Linked DNA regions of Homo sapiens: region 1 is linked to region 2. Evidence: chromatin loops called from intact Hi-C (ENCODE). Cell type or tissue: spleen. All regions are shown on one strand. Each heading gives the region's core, and the rest is flanking DNA. Links, peaks and the distances in the headings are about the cores only. Region 1 has its middle 9.1 kb from the start of DEFB132. Region 2 has its middle 18 kb from the start of DEFB129.

Region 1 (4,398 bases), core at 89-4,088, 58 kb before region 2:
AGTCCTAGCTACTAGGGAGACTGAGGTGGGAGGATTGCTTGAGCCCAGGAGGCGGAGGTTGCAGTGAGCCGAGATCGCACCACTGCACTCCAGCCTGGGTGACAGAGCGAAACCCTGTCTCAAAACAAAAAAAGTCAAAGCAAGTAATAGCCAAGCCCCAAATCTCTTATTATTACAGTACAAGAAAGAGGCTAAACCAGAGAACCTGGTTTGTTTTATTTTGTAGAACACAGATCCACCTGTTCTAATTTCCTCATAGAATGATGCCAACTGGGGTCGGGTGGATGAGCACAGGTGTGGGGTTGGTCTCACTGCAGAAAAGCTTCCAACAAAAAGGCTCCTGAAGTTGTACGGACCTGGGGGCCAGGGATGGGGTGGGGAAGGGAGAGTGGGAAAACTTCTGAGTCAGCATGGAGGAAAGTGTCTTCAAGGATTCTCCACTCCCCAAGATAAGGAGGTCCTGGCCGAAGGCCTACCCCACTGCAATGAAGACGTGTCTGAATGAAGACTTGGGTTGGGAGCGGAGATGTGTGTGAGAGGTCGACTGTCCAGGAGGCCTGAGTCTGTGTCTGCAACTGTCTTTAAAGACTGCAACGCATCAGCTGTGCACGACTCAGCTGTGAGGCCTGCCAGGTAAAACCTGTCATTGCCTGTGTTTGGGCTGAAAAATCACACATAGGTTTTTAGCCAGGAGCTGGACTGTTTGTGAAGGGATGCATGAGTTCAGAGGAGGAAAACCAAGAAAGGAAGCCTGGACATAGGTTCCCTCGCATTGCACGTAGCCCTCATGCCTCCGAATGCGCCAGAGAGTGACCCCGCACATGTACAGCATCTGTACATGGGTGTCTTCCCAGGTACTCAGAGCCGCGTGCGCAGCTCTCACAGGCAGATACACCTGCATGCACATGCACATGGATGCATACTGGGACTGTTTCTTTTCTTTTTTTCTTTTTTGAGACGGAGTCTTGCTCTGTCGCCCAGGTTGGAGTGCAGTGGCACAATCTCTGCTCACTGCAACTTCTGCCCCCGGGTTCAAGCGATTCTCCTGCCTCAGCCTCCTGAGTAGCTGGGATTACTGAGGCCCGCCACCATGCCCAGCTAATTTTTGTATTTTAGTAGAAACGGGGTTTCACCATGTTGACCAGGCTGGTCTCCAACTCCTGACCTCAGGTGATCCATCCGCCTTGGCCTCCCAAAGTGCTGGGATTACAGGCGTGAGCCACTGCTCCCGGCCCATCTATCATTCTTTATTGGAGTACCGGAGGGCAGCAGGAGTGAGAAAGAAGAGGTTTATGGGAACCCGAGGTTGAAGGGGAAATCAGCACTGGATATCACCTTTAATGGGAAGGACAGGCAACTGGGACGTCTCCAGAGCACTTAATAAGCTGTAGAGGTACTATTTAGATGACCAGACATTATTATTATTTTTAATGTAGTTTTTATTTTTATAGATTTACGGGGTACAAATACATATATTGCATAGTGGTGGAGTGGGCTTCTAGTGCCCCATTACCCGGATAGTGAATGTTGCACCCAATAGGTAATTTTTCAACCCTCACCCCTCTCCGCCTCCCATCGTTTGTAGCCTCCAATGTCTATTATTCCAATCTATACCACACATTACTTTTTAATTTTAGTAGGAGTTGGTTGAAAACCCTATTCTGGGGCTCAGTGAGTCCGGCTAATTGGGTAAATGGAAGTTTCATGGAATTTCCTGTTCCCTAAGGCCCGTGTCTGTGTATCTTGTGAAGTGTGAGTCTTGGCCTGGATCTCTTGTGTCTGGGACGCCAGTAGACATTGGGAGGTCTTTGGCAGGGCCCTGAAAAGTGTCTGGTGCGCCCGTTTGGCCAGCGCGTGCGACCTCCAGGGCGCGGGTGTACCGAGTGCTGCCGGCAGATGGCGGTAGAGACTGGCACAAATCAATCAGCCTCGAGGGCGGGCTGCGGGGCGTGGGGGAGCGGTGCGGAATGCGTCCTGGTCGTGAGTCGCCAGGGGCGCATTTTACGGCAGAATCCGCACCTGGAGATGACCATGTTGGCCCTTAGTGTGGCGAAAGAGAGAGAGAGGCCTTTGTTCTGCGCGCATTGCGAGTGCCCAGTCCCTGCCTACGCGAGCTGGCTTTGAGCCCCCTCTCCCAGCGTTCAGCTCCTGTCCCCATTTCTACTCCCTCCAGCCTTCTTTCTTCGCGCCAGCCAAGCTTATCTCCCGCCCGGTCTTTGCAGGGCCGGTGGGTCATCAGCTTTGCATGTTGTCCTCAAGGTCTTCACGTGGCCGGCTTATCGTGCAGTCACAGCTCTTTTCCCTTCTTAGAGAGGTCCTGCCTGACCACCATTTCTAACCAGGTTCTTCCTCCCCATCACTTTCCATCTATCACTCTGTTTTATTTTCTTTGTAGCTGTGATCACTACCTGATTTTACACATTCATTTTGTTAATGTTTATTACACATTCTGCTAGGTGAAATGAGTCAAACACAGAAAGACAAATACTTCATGTTCTCACTTACACATGGAATCTAAAACAATTGAGCTGTAGTCAAAAACCACCAGGGATCATGACAGACGGGAGGCAGGACTAGATTGCAGCTCCCACTCGGACGGTCAGAGCAGCGTGTGGAGGCTCGCATCATTAAGTTTTGCTTCAGAAGGACTGCAGGAACGCATTAGGGAAGCCAGGAGAACCCACAGACCCTCTGAAGGAAACGGATTGCTCCTTGAGGAGGGCTGCCAGAGGCCCAGAGCGGCCACAGGGAGAAGGAAACCTCCAGCTGAACTTTGTAACAATTTGAACTGATCAAGAAGCCTCCTGGCCAGAACTCAGAAAAGAACCTATTTGTCCTAATGCTCTCCCTTCCCTTTCCCCCACACCCGAACTTTATGCATTTTAACATGTTTATTAGATTCACCGAATCGCTTAGCCTTTTGGAACTCCCTCGAGTTACATTTTTAAAGTCACTTTCCCCTTTCTCAAGCCCCTAGCAGGCTGAGCTCTTATCTGCGGCTTCTGGGGAAGAATCAGCTTCCAAGCTCATTCAGGTTGTTGATAGAATTCAGTTCCTTGCACGTGTAGAATTGAAGACCCCACTTCCTTGCTGGCTGCCACCTGGGGGCTGCTTTCAGCTTCTAGGGGCCATCCATGTTCTTCCTCATGGGCCCCTGCATCTTCAAGCCACTATACCATTTTCATTTATTTATTTATTTATTTAAGATGGAGTCTTGCTCTCTTGCCCAGGCTGAAGTGCAGTGGCATGATCTCAGCTCATTGCAACCTCTGCCTCTCAGGTTCAAGCAATTTCCGGCTATTTTTTTGGTATTTTTAGTAGAGGTAGAGTTTCACCATGTTGGCCAGGCTAGTCTCGAACTCCTGACCTCAAGTGATGCACCCACCTTGGCCTCCCAAAGTGCTACCATTACAGGCATGAGCCACCGTACCCGGCATCATTATACCATTTTCAATATTCAATTGAAATATTCAATTTCATAATAGCATTTTAGCTTTAGTGGTTAAAATCTGCCTGGAAGTAGATTAACAGTACAACCTCTTAAGATATTTTCCCTTTTCCTACTCCTTTTCCTCCTTCTCTCCTTTCCAAGGCCAATAACACAGTGTACAATCATCCTTCAAATAAGATTTAAAATTATTTTTCTTCTTCTTCTTTGCAGGGAAAAAAAACTAGCAAAGAAACATGAATAAACTAAGCATATACCTATTAAAAAGTTATTGAGGCCAGGCGCGGTGGCTCACACCTGTAATCCCAGTACTTTGGGAGGCCAAGGCGGCAGATAATGAGGTCAGGAGTTCGAGACCAGCCTTGCCAACATGGTGAAACCCCATCTCTACTAAAAATACAAACAATAGCTGGGCATGGTGGCCGGTGCCTGTAATCCCAGCTACTCAAGAGGCTGAGGCAGGAGAATCATTTGAATCTGGGAGTCGAAAGTTGCAGTGAACCGAGATCGTGCCATTGCACTCCAGCCTGGGTGACAAGGCAAGACTCCGTCTCAAAAAAAAAAAAAAAAAAAAAAACCAAAAAAGTTATTGAGATTGAGCATATTTAAAGCTGGATTTTCATCTTTTCAAGCATTACATGCTGGTCACAATAACTGTTTCAGTCAGCTTTAAGGCTGCTCCTTGCAGCAAAATGAAAAGACAAGAGGAAAAGAAAAGGAAAGAATTCGTTAAGTCTTTTCATAGGAGAATTGCTTACCTAAATTAACATAGAAGTTTAAGTTATAGCTCTTGAGAATTTATATTTTAATATTTTATATTAATATTTTGTAAGAGCCACTTTTGTATAAAAGTTCTCTATTATCTTCATATACTGAATAAGTTTGTCCTACCAAATGATATTTTTGTGATTGCATCTTTTACTTTCTGATTTCTAAAATTAACATACAGT
Region 2 (4,398 bases), core at 185-4,184:
CCACATTTCTGCCATGGTCCAGCGAGTAAAGCCTTAGGAGAGACTTCTTATCTCATCAGCTAAGATTGTGCAGCGTGCCTTATGCCTGTTACTGAGAAATATGCATAGGTAATTGTGAGGTGGGGCAAAGAATATGCTCCTCCAGGTCCCCAGAGGATGAAATATGTATAAGTGTCAGAAACAAGATAGATTAATTTATAAAGCTATGTACTAGCAGCATAAACAGTGAAATATAAGTGACAGTTGTATTTGGGGACAAAGAACAATGAAGTTTTTGCATTGCTACAGCAAATACAGTATAATACAATACATATTAGCACTTTAATTGTGTAATTCAAAATTGGTCAAAGCCCTGATTACCTAGTTGCACGATTACTTGTTCATATAGATACTTGAATTACTTTGATATAAAATGTCTATTCTTGGCCAGGTGCTGTGGCTCACCTCTGTAATTCTAGCACTTTGGGAAGCCAAGGTGGGAGGATCACTTGAGGCCAAGAGTTTGAGACCAGTCTGAGGAACATAGCAAGACTCTGCCTCTAGAAAAAACTAGCCAGGCATAGTGATGCGCACCTGTAGTCCCAGCTACTCAAGAGACTGAGGCAGGAGGATCGCTTGAGCTCAGGAGGTCGGGGCTGCAGTTAGCTATGATTGTACCATTGCACTCCAGCCTGGGCAACAGAGTCAGACCGTGTGTCTTAAAAAAATGATTAAAATGAAAGGTCTTTTGTTGTTGAATGCTTGGATATATGCAACAGAAATTGCTGTGTTTTCTTTTTTGATGATTGCTATTTGTGTAACAAAATGGTTTTTACTGTCATACAGATAGTCCCCTATTTATGATGGTTGACATGATTTCTTGACTCTACGATGGTGTGAAAGCCATATGCATTCAGTAGAAACCATACTTCAAGTACCCATACAACCATTCCATCTTTCACTTTCAATACAGTATTCAATAAATTACAGGAAATATTCAACCCTTTATTATAAAATAGTCTTTTTATTAGATGATTTTGCCCAACTATGTGCTCAAATAAATATTCTGAGCACATTTAAGGCAGGCTTGGCTAAGCTATGATGTTAGGTAGGTTAGTTGTATTAAATGAAGTTTTGACGTATGATATTTTCAATTTATGGTGAGTTTATTGGGACATAACTCCCTCATAAATTGAGGAGTATCTCTTTATCTTTTGGTGCCTGTGTCCTTCTGTAACAGACATTTGACCTTTATCTGCTCAGCACCTTTTAACGTCCTCCCCTATGTTTGTAGAATTCTACGTCTCTGTCAGAGAAGACCAACTTTCCTCTTACATGCATGCCCCCCTTCTATAATATATAATGGTCACTGGGAAGTGGTTGCCAATGTCTCATTCCCCTTGCATCTGTGTGGTCATGTGATTTGCTCTTGGCAATGGAATGTGAAGTGATGGGTGTCACTTCTGGGATTAGGCTTTTAAGACTGAAATATGATTTCTTCTGTCTTCATACATTTGTACCAAAAGTCTGGAACTCATTGATTTGTTTATGAGAGAAATATAAGGCAAATGTATGAAGCCCTTAAATGATGGGGTTAACAGGGCTCCTTATAGAGGGAGATGTGGATCCAGGGAGAGAGGCTTACTGATGTATATGATGGTGGCCTCTACAAGTGAGATTCTGGCAATGTCTCTCTGCAATGTGGCTAGCGTAAGCCTGGTTCCTGTGTTGCTGCATATCATAATTCCACTTGTTAGGACAGATCAGCAGAGGGTCTCGTGCTTGGTAATGGACTGTCACGCCACCCTTTATAGGAACATAATGCTTTACAATAATCTAACATCACATGGAGTAGCATGTGAATGTCCTGCTAGTGAGCACCCTCTAGAGGAGTTACAGGATATTTTGCAGGCCTATTCATCACCATTTCTTGTAGGATGAGTAACCAGTCTTCTATTTACTGTTGATCTCATTTTCCTAAGTGTTATGGACAGCGTGTTTGACCTTCACGTTCTTACTGCATACTTCTAAGTTAGTTTAGTTTTTATATAAAATCATATAGTATTTTGCCATTTTAAAACCAAAATAGACTATACATAAAACTATAAAAAATAATCATTCTGGTTGTTGGGGTACAAGATTGGTGAGCCATCATGCCCGGCCCCTAAATATTTCATTTTTGATGCTATTATGGAAAGGGTAGTTTTTGTCAAAATTTCTTTTTCTAATTTTTTGCTAAAATATGCACATATATATTTTTGTATACAGACTTTCATTCAAAACTTTGCTAAATTCATTTATTAGATGTAATAGCTTTTCCAAGGATTCTTTAGGGTTTCCTATGTACATGATCATGTTATCTGCAAAAAAGGAAAGTTTTACTAATTGAGCTCATGAAGACGGAAAGTAGAATGATGATGATCAGAGTCTGGGAAGGGTAGTAGGGGGGTCTGGGAGGAGGGGATGGTCAATGGGTATGAAAATATAGTAAGACAGAATGAATAAAATGTAGTATTCAATAGCACAACAGGGTGACTACAGTCAAAATTAATTTATTCTACATTTAAATATAACTAAAAGAGTATAATTAGAATGTTGATAACACAAAGAAAAGATAAATGTTTGAGGTGATGGATACCCCATTTACCCTAATATGATTATTACACATTGTATGCCTGTATCAAAATAACTTTGTACCCCATAAATGTATACATCTACTATGTACCTATAAAAATTAAAAACTAAAAATAGAATCTGCTGTATCTTCCTTTTCTAAATGCATGCATTTTATTCCTATTTCTAGCCTTTTTGGAGTAGCTAAGACCTTCAGTATGACGTTAAGTAAAAGTGGTTGTGGTCAACTTACCATTTGTTCCTAATTAAAGTAGAAAGACATGAGCCTTCTAAGTTAAAGGTGATGTTATCTGTAGTTACTTTTTTGTAGCTAGCATTATTCAGCTTGAAGTTACCATCTCTCCTAGTTTGATGAGTTTTTTTTAAAGGGCTTTGAATTTTGTCAAATGCTTTTCTTGCATTTATTGAAATAATCATATGTTTTTCCCCTTTAGTCCATCAATATGGTGAATTACGTTGATTCATTTTTTGATGTTACATCAACTTTGCATTCTGGGGATAAACATCATATTGTCCTGTTCTATGATCCTTTCTATTCTTCACCGCATTCAATTTGCTAATATTTTATTATAGATTTCTGAAATTATGTTCATGAGGATATTGGCTCATAGTTCTCTTTTCTTGTGATATCTTTGCATATTTTTGGAACCAAGGTAATATTGGCCTCGAAGAATGATTTGAGAAGTGTCTCCTCCTTTATTTTCTGAAAGAGTTAGTGTAGAATTGCCATTATTATTTCTTGGTATACTTCACCAGTGAAGCCATCAAGGCATGAAAGTTTCTTTGTGAGAAGACTAAACTATGGATTCAATTTCTCCAATTGATACAGCATCGTTTAAACTTTATGTTTCCTCTTAGGTCAGTTTTGGTAATTTGTATCTTTTAAGAAACTTATCCATTTCATATAGGTTGTCAAAAATTTTGGCATATAGAATCATCTCTCACAAAACTTTTAATGTAATGATGTCCTCTTTTTATACCTGATATTGAAAATTTGGTAATTGTCTCTTTTTTCTTGATCAACTGGCTAGAGTTTTATCAATTTTATTTATTTATTTAAATAATAAACTTTGGACTTAACAGCCATGTAGATATGATATGGAAAGAGAAATGAACTTGAAGACAGACCAATAGAAATTTTCCAAGGTCATTTCTATTAAGAAAAGAGAGAAAAAGTTTTTTTTTTTTTTAATTAATGAAGCTCATGTCACCATGGGGTGGTGGCACACACCTAGGTGGGAGAGAAGGCAGGCAAAGATTAATGACTACTGCTCCAGAGAACAGCCACGCAGGACGGAATCACAGTAGGCCATGTTTATCTTTAGGGTCCAAAATAGAATGACATTTAAACCAACTAGCTCTGGGCATGGTGCCCATCATAGACCCTTATATGATTTTCTATTCAAGTTATGCCAGAAGCAGAGTCAATCTGAAGCATCCAAGACTCTTTGAGCTTAATTTTTGTTAAAAAAATAATTTTAATCTTTTCAATCCTTAGTTCATATTGGAGACCTGTTTTGACCACCTCGAAGGCCAAAGTGCTGAAACCAGATTCACTAATTATGAATTAACCACTTATTTCTCATTATTAACATATGGCCTTTCTGTTTTATCTTCTGTAATACTGACCTCTAACAATTTTCATCAACGAAGACTGGACGTATCGGGCATACATAGGTGGCCCTGAACACACACATACACACCTGGAGGAAGTTCTCATTTTAGCATGCTATGGCATTCTGGATTGAGGCCATAGGGTCTCCTTCTTCAGTTTTAGATCTACCA

Evidence for each region. Hi-C counts contacts between places; a loop is a spot of excess contacts. Peaks named below come from ENCODE experiments on the same cell type or tissue, not always from the same donor. Only the 100,000 strongest peaks of a DNase experiment are listed, where the experiment ranks them.
Region 1: a loop joins it to region 2, with 4 times the contacts of the local background. A loop is called at or near these places in 37 of 110 quality-filtered maps.

What each region holds. Positions count from the first base shown.
Region 1 is chr20:264,649-269,046 of GRCh38, reverse strand. No RefSeq gene overlaps it. Among named protein-coding and RNA genes, the nearest start is that of DEFB132, 9.1 kb to the right of the region's middle. In spleen, for the core only: CTCF peaks have their summits at 1,661 and 1,869 (motif pointing right); a DNase peak (open chromatin) is centred at 1,916; H3K4me3 peaks cover 811 bases; H3K27ac peaks cover 309 bases; H3K27me3 peaks cover 452 bases.
Region 2 is chr20:206,608-211,005 of GRCh38, reverse strand. No RefSeq gene overlaps it. Among named protein-coding and RNA genes, the nearest start is that of DEFB129, 18 kb to the left of the region's middle. In spleen, for the core only: a CTCF peak has its summit at 1,881 (motif pointing left); no DNase peak of the experiment used is centred there.